Linked DNA regions of Homo sapiens: regions 1 and 3 are each linked to region 2. Evidence: chromatin loops called from intact Hi-C (ENCODE). Cell type or tissue: mammary epithelial cell. All regions are shown on one strand.

Region 1 (2,500 bases), 74 kb before region 2:
AAAGAGGCCAGTCCCCAGTGAAGCTCCACCTTCAAGCCAGGGATGGCCGGAAGCCTTGTGGCTGAGCTATCAGTTCCAGGTGGAGTCCTTGGCTGGGAGTGAGAACTTATGGTGCTTTATCCAGGCCTTCCCATAGCCACCCATGGACCAATAAGCACACCCTTCCTCCCTTCTGATCTCATAAAATCCCTGGACTTATCCAAACTCGGGCAGATGTCGGGATGACCTGCCTATGGATAAGAGCTACCCACTTCAGGTCTCCTGAGAACTGTACTGTCACTCAGTAAAGTATTTCTTCACCTTGCTCACCTTCCAGTTGTCTGTGTATCTCATTCTTCCTGGATGTGGGACAAGAACTCAGGACCCACTTAATAGCAGGACTGAAAGAGCTGTAACACGAACAGGGCTGAGACATGCCTTCCCTGCCCACCACATTGTAGGTGACAAGAACAGAAGAGCTACAGCCCTTTGGGGAGCCCAGACCTGTGTGACACCCTCTTTGGGGGCTCTGCGGTTTCTGTCATCTCCATGCTCCCAGGCGTCACCACATTCCCCTCGTCCAGATGCAGTTGCCCACGGTGGAAGCCATTTGCGTACATCAGATGCAGCCGCAGGCTTGCATGGAGCTGGTGCCTGTGCTGGTGCCTGGAGCTGCTCACCCCACCACGGCAGCTGGTGTACCTGGCTGTACACAGTGGCTGAACCCCATGCTTACCCACTCACGTATCCCTCATTGCTCCACGCCTGGCTTGCCCTTGGCAGGCATGGGGTCCAGGCTGGTAGCGCAACCCGAGCATAGCCTACCAGGCCGTTGGCAGAACAAGCCCATTGGGCCCGAGCAAAACTTGGGCAAATGTGCCACCAGCCACAAAAAGGAAACACAAAAGTTTCCAGCTGGAAAAGCAAGACCTGAAGAATCCTGCAACAGAATGATGCTCTGGAGTGTTTTCTGTGTTAGGTGTGCTTGTTTGTTTGACTAAACCTCCAAACATGAGTCTGAAGATTAACCAGTTTGGGAAGCCTTGCTTCAGCTTTCTACTGACATTAAACTCCTTCTCCTCTCCCATTTCTGTCTTCACTTAGAAATGGAAACCCACTAATTACTCAAGATCTTACCTTTTCCATTCAGTCAACTAGGCCCTTGCACCCCCATTACTTTGCGTTCCACCTTGACAATTGCTATTGCCAAACATCGGCATTAATCTATTTTGACATCTTCTTTCCACCTGCTGCCCTCTAGTGGAAGTGCTGACAAGCAGCAAAATATTTAACTGGGAACAGCAGGAAAGTGACCAGTTTGAGCTGGCCAGTTCACACAAGTCAGCGCAGGTCCCCAGCATGATGTCTACAGACTACAGCTATGCCAGAAATCGTTAGGATGGCCTCCAGCTGTTTGGACACTATTTGCACACAAGTTACATTTAGAGCAGAACTTTGTAAAGACCCTGGCATTTATTCAAGGGCTTTTTAAAGGTTTCAAAAATCTACCTGGAAAACATTACCCTTGGGATATTTTTGTTTCTTTGTCCCTCATTTTCTTCTTTTGTCATTTACCCAAATTCTTCTTCTTGCAAAAGAAGGTGGTTCTTTCCTGCCTTCCCTAACCTTTGAATTTTCCAAATCTTGCAAAAAATAAAGATATATATATCTTTAAATAAAGATATATATATATATATATAAATTCTTACAGTTTAGAAGCTTCCAGTCACCAGGTGAAAGGAATTCACATGAACTGAAAATTGACAATGTAAAGGACACTGTGTTCTCCTACTGTTCCTCCAAGTCTCTTTGCGGTCCGTTAGTAGTCTTCTTTTTTCCAGGAGACACTGAAGTTAAGAGAGTTTAAGAAGATTGTAGTATGTCACAAAGCAAGTGGAAAAGCTAGCACTAGAACTCAGGTCTGGCTGATGGAAAACCCTTATGTATTTTTTTTAATGTGCTTCTTTGGTGTTTAGTGATTATTTAGTCTTCCGTGAAGTAATAAATAATAACTTGCATGGTAAATGTTATTAAGGCTCGAGGTACTAAATTTATAGCAAAAGTCATTCAGCTTTTTTTTAAATGAATGTTTAATAATCAGTGTGTCTCTGCATAATCTCCAATTACTCCTTTTAGCAGAGGAACATGGCAGGAATGCAGGTAAGTTTGGGTGGGAGGAAAAGACAGCAAAAGCCACAGCACTGATGCAAAGTTGAGACTAGATTTCACAGGGCAGATGCCGTATACTCCCTCAAGCTTTGAAGAAACTAAATAGTTATCTATGTTAACCAATAGGGCAGAACTCGTACTCCAAACACCGACATAAACCGTGTGTGTGTTTTGTGTATGTGTGTGTCTTCCCCCACAGCATTCTGCACAATTATTAACCCTTTTTGTGTAGTGGTTTTTCATAATTTTATCCTTGATTGTTAATATCATGGTAAGTGATGTGTTATAAATATATTTTTCCTTAAGTATCATAAACAATCTAAGATTTCATTTGGCTGATTTTTCTTTTCTT
Region 2 (2,500 bases):
AGTAGATCTTTATTTCAAATAGTCTTTGGGATAATTTCCTATTTTGGAAGACAGCTTATCAGATTTGGTTAGAGTTGATGAAAGCTTATTCTAGGGTTAAGAAAAGTATTAGCCCAGCCATTTTCTTATTGTTGATTTGGGCTTGCATAATTAGTTTTACCTTCAGTATGAAGTTTCTTTACATGAATCTTTTTAACTCACTTATTTGTTATACAATTATTAGTTAAATCAATTTTAAATCAGTATAATCTATCCACAAAATCAGTCATACAGAACCTGCAAAAAACATGTTCTAACATGTTACATGAAGAGGTAACTAAAGATACTACAAACAACCCCTCTGAACGGTAACACTCCCACTCTTCCTGCAAAATTCCTCTCATAGCAAATGCAACATGTGACTCAGACACAGGCTGACTGAAGGCTTTATGCAACTCTTACATGCTCAATATTAGAAAACTTTCATTTGTTTCCTATTTTATATAAACAACACATATAAATAAACATTTTAGTATCTTCTCATTACCCAGTGGATTGTCTTGCATGGTCCATTTTGAAGACAGTAAACTGTAGCCTCTATTTTTATTTAATTTCAAATACCTGTTTGCCAATATTCACAGCCAGCTCTTGTTAATGTTCTTTTCTGTCCTGTGAATCCTGATGTCGTATCTTGCAACATCACCTCTAAAGCCTATCTTTGCACTCCTGTCCATCCCCCATTCTCTATTATTATGCTGCCTCTGATGGCCAGAGAAAAAAATCTTGAAAATATATATTGTATTGCCCTACCTGGCGAGGAATCAGCAGTTATACAATTCAAAGTTGCAGCAATTCACCACATTGTTTAGCACCCTACTATGTGTAAGGAGGAAGCTTGATTTAAAAAATATATACAATCATGCCTTCTTCAAGAATGTTTTGGAGCATGCAAGAGCTTAATGCTCATGGACATTTACTTTATTCCAGCAAATTTAGACCCAATCTCTGTGTAGTTTCATTTTGTTTTCCATTTCCTGATTAACTGACTATATATCTAGCTACTTATTTGCTGCCATCTAGTGTAATAAAGTATGTTGATTATACAAGGAATTTTGAGCCCATTATGTAGTTGAATATCAGTACTCAAAATGATTCTTTTTTTCTGGTTTCTTATAAGTTTACAAAATGCCTAGTCAGGGACCTTTCTTATCACTGTAACCCTGAACATGGTCTTAATCTTGTGTCATAGAATCTAGGGCTCAGGATCAACCTTCGTTCATTTTCTATAAATGTGACATTTGGAAACTGGGTAGGGGCTTAGCAGTTGGTGGATATGAAGTAAATATATAAGAGTAATCATTAAGAGATCATCTCAGTTTAGTGACCATGATTTTTTCCTCATGGAGGCAGCAAAACACAGCATGGATTCTTACCAGTAGTGTGACCATGGGCAATTTATTTCTCTCTTGGAGGCATCATTTTCTTCATATCTAAAATGAAATGGTAGGTCCAGGTGACTGTTAAGGTCTCTTCTAGCTCTAAGAGTCTGTGTCTACATATAAATGATTTTCTCTGCCAAAGTAGTGTTTTTAGAGTCCTTTTTAATGCCAGAAATGAATACGGCTTCTCTAGTTCTTCTAAGTGGCCATCTATCCTTTGGTGATGGTTAGAAGTAAGCAGAGATCCTGGCTAGAAAGAGAGAGAGGAAAATGTGGACCATGATTTTATTCCTTTTATTCTTGAGAGTTGTCCAATGGGATATTGTCCACTAGTGGATAAGTAGATACTTGCCAATATGCACCTGACCTCTTCTCTTCACTCATAATGGGAATTTAGAAGTATAATACCTGTTATAATCAACTTCCTAATCTCTATCCCTTTTTTGTCACTCTATTTCCTACTGTAACTTCTCTATGAAGTACTATAAGTCTACAGTAACATACTGGTGTTTCCCTTTCCTTATGAAGTTTTATATAGCTACTCCAGTATATCCTAAAATGTTCCTTTTTCTTGCTTTTATAGTGGAGTCTTGCTTGTTGGCCAGGCTGGCCTCAAACTCCTGAGCTCAAGTGATCCTCCCACCTAATAGTAGCTGGGTATTCTTCTGAGTAGGTGGTCCTAAAATGTTTTATTTTCAGCTTATTTCATAGGTATAAGTCTTATTTTCCCAACCAGGCTGAAAACTTTTCAGAATCAGGACTTGTCTTTAGTTTCTCATTTTTTATGAGGGGATGTGGCATTATTGCTTAGGGAATTCAGATATTTCTGATAATAAAGATGCTTTTCTGTTTGTTCATATAAATTAGGGTAAAAGAGGAAGTACAAAACTATCTCAAATCAAGTACAGGACTCTTAATTATTACTAGCTATCTAACAGCTCATAGAAACCGATAAGTTTCTGAACCTAATGCCAAAAAAAAGCAACCTTACCATAAAAAGAAAATCCAAATAAAACTGAAAGAGGCAGTGGGCAGTGCTACCTATGGGAAGAAAACTTTGAAGTGGGAAAAATCTGGATTCA
Region 3 (2,500 bases), 790 kb before region 2:
ATGGTAAAAACACTTAAAAATCTCTAAGCAATTTTCTAGTATAAAATATATTATTAACCATAGTCGCCATGGTGTTCCGCAGATCTCTTGAATTTATTCCTCCTAAATAAAATTATGTATCCTTTGACCAACATCTCACCAACCCCTCACCCCCAGCCTCCATAACCACCATTTCACCTTTCTGTCTGTGATACTATCCCCCTCTTCAAAAGCCTGGCGCTTTAAGTGACTCATACTTAAAAGTAGGATGGATATTTTATCCACAGATTATCACTGAAGTCCCCTTGTAACAGATGTCTTCTATTACATAAGGGAAAGTTCTAACTCCATCATTTGTGGCCACCCAAAAGAATGAAAGTAGAAAGAAAAGTCCATATACTGGAATTCAAATTCATAGCAATGGTGTCATCAAGCATCAGTTTCTGGTAACCCAATCTTCCATTAATCAACAAGTATTTACTGTAAACCCACCATGTGTCAAGTCCTGTACTATTTATTCCAACACAGTTAAGTATTAAGACATGAGCACTGCTCTCTAAGAAATTAAAGCCAATATGAACAAAACACATACCTACAGAGTTGGGCCCCAGGTTCAATCTTAAATGTCAAAGAATGCCTCCTAGAGGGACAAAAACACCTTACAAAACAACTCATCCTCCTATGGGGCTTAAGGTTTATGGAGGCTACATAAAAGGAACAAACCATTATCTACAAGGAAGGTAAGTCTAGCCTTACCACTGTGTACTATTTGGTCCCAAATGAGTCACCTAGTGAATATTCATGAGCAATCAGTTGTAAACTTTTCCCTTTCCCCTACTTCATCCACACTATGCACAAAAGAAAACAAGAAAGCAGATTCTGTAGCAATCATTCATACTCAATATCACCTCTCCTTTATTCTCACTATACAGCCAGGCTAAAAAGAAAGAATAACATCTGAATCCTGATATACTGCTACCTTAACATGCCAGTTATGAGCTCACATCCACTGCCTAACAGTCTCCCAGACAGACACAACCTGAAGTGGTCAAGGTGACAGCATAAATATCCATCATTCTTTTCTTCCCCTAAAAATATGCCAGCACACTGCTCAAACCCTGAGAAATAAGTCTAGGCAGAGACAGAAAGGGCTTGAGCCACAAAGAGTTTTCCCTCTTTTCTATTCATCTGCTTCTGTTTTAAACATATATTTTTTAATATATTAGAAATTACAAGTGTGATAGCCTGAATAAACAGGCCAACAGAAGGATCGTAAGATAAAGTTGAGGATATCTCCTAGACACACTTAAAAAGTGCATATATCTAATCCAACCAATTCATTTCACAGGTCAAATTTTTGAAGCTTAGAAGGATCTTGTACTTTACCCAAAACTGTATTAAAGCAAGACCAGATCCAAGGTTTTATTTGGCCTTCTACCTCAGGGCCTTTCTACTACAATATGCTTCTCTCCATGTTTTTTGAAACCTCTCATACTCCACTTCTCATTTTTTGATATAAAATAAATCTTTGTGAGTGTTCTATTTCTTCCTGTATAACTCTGCTGTCATTACCTCCACCCAAAAGTGAAGAGTCAGGCCCTTATAGCTGGAAGGGGAAGAAAATTAAAGAGTTCATCCACAGCTCAACAGTCTGTGCAGTAAGATCACCCTAACTATTTCAATATGCTGAGAAACACAAATCCCACATAGAGAGGAAGTTGGAAGAAAACTCATTTCCCCTATATACCTATAGAGGCTTTTTACATTAAGGTATCCATTCCCTCAAGCATTTATCCTTTGAGTTACAATCCGAATACACTTGAAGCTATTTTTAAATGTACAATTAAGTTGCTATTGACTATAGTCACCCTATTGTGCTATCAAACAGAAGGTCTTATTCATTCTTTCTAATTTTTGGTACCCATTAACCCTCACTACCTCTCCCCTGCCCACAAATAAAAGCATATAACTACAGGCTTGTCAAGAATTCTATTTTTTTGTTTCATCTGATAGTTTTCACTACAGTTAGAAATTACCAAAGAGCTTGCCACACTCTCTGCAAAAAAATATACTTCAAAAGTATTTTAGGGAAGACATGTTTACCCAGATAATCAAAAGTTAAAAGCATAAAGTGAAGATGTTTTCCAGGTAATCTGAGAAGGGCTCAAGACAATGAAGAACCTGCAGGTACTTGTTTTTTTCATTATTCATATATTCAGTTAACAATATTTGTTGACATTTGATATCTATTTACTAACAGGTCAACTTATACTACAACAGATTGTATCCTAAGAAACCCAACATCTAGTTTAGGAGATAGTGTGCCATAATAGATCATGCTCTTGGGATCAAAAAATACCCTTGCTTCAAATTCCAATTCTGCCACAGTTGTATGAATCTAGGAAAATTACTTAACCACTGCATCTCTTTTTCATGGGGGGAGAAGGTATTTTAAGTTTACAAAAAGATGATAATTGTTTTCTAGGAATGTAGTAAGGATCAAATGATGTTATATACAGAA

Evidence for each region. A loop is a pair of places that touch in the nucleus more often than their neighbours do. Peaks named below come from ENCODE experiments on the same cell type or tissue, not always from the same donor. Only the 100,000 strongest peaks of a DNase experiment are listed, where the experiment ranks them.
Region 1: a loop joins it to region 2, with 8 times the contacts of the local background. A loop is called at or near these places in 15 of 110 quality-filtered maps.
Region 3: it touches region 2 in a loop (14-fold over the local background); 9 of 110 quality-filtered maps call a loop at or near these places.

What each region holds. Positions count from the first base shown.
Region 1 is chr5:42,582,219-42,584,718 of GRCh38, forward strand. All of the region lies in intron 2 of GHR (growth hormone receptor), which reads left to right. Among named protein-coding and RNA genes, the nearest start is that of GHR, 160 kb to the left of the region's middle. In mammary epithelial cell, a CTCF peak has its summit at 1,234 (motif pointing left); a DNase peak (open chromatin) is centred at 1,283.
Region 2 is chr5:42,655,809-42,658,308 of GRCh38, forward strand. The region is part of intron 3 of GHR (growth hormone receptor); the gene reads left to right. Among named protein-coding and RNA genes, the nearest start is that of CCDC152, 100 kb to the right of the region's middle. In mammary epithelial cell, a CTCF peak has its summit at 1,046 (motif pointing left); no DNase peak of the experiment used is centred here; H3K4me3 peaks cover 249 bases; H3K27ac peaks cover 992 bases.
Region 3 is chr5:41,863,312-41,865,811 of GRCh38, forward strand. All of the region lies in intron 1 of OXCT1 (3-oxoacid CoA-transferase 1), which reads right to left. LOC102723752 (a long non-coding RNA gene) reads left to right here. Exons shown (of 3, transcript XR_925956.4): 1 at 1-2,500. Among named protein-coding and RNA genes, the nearest start is that of OXCT1-AS1, 5.5 kb to the right of the region's middle. In mammary epithelial cell, no CTCF peak of the experiment used is centred here; no DNase peak of the experiment used is centred here.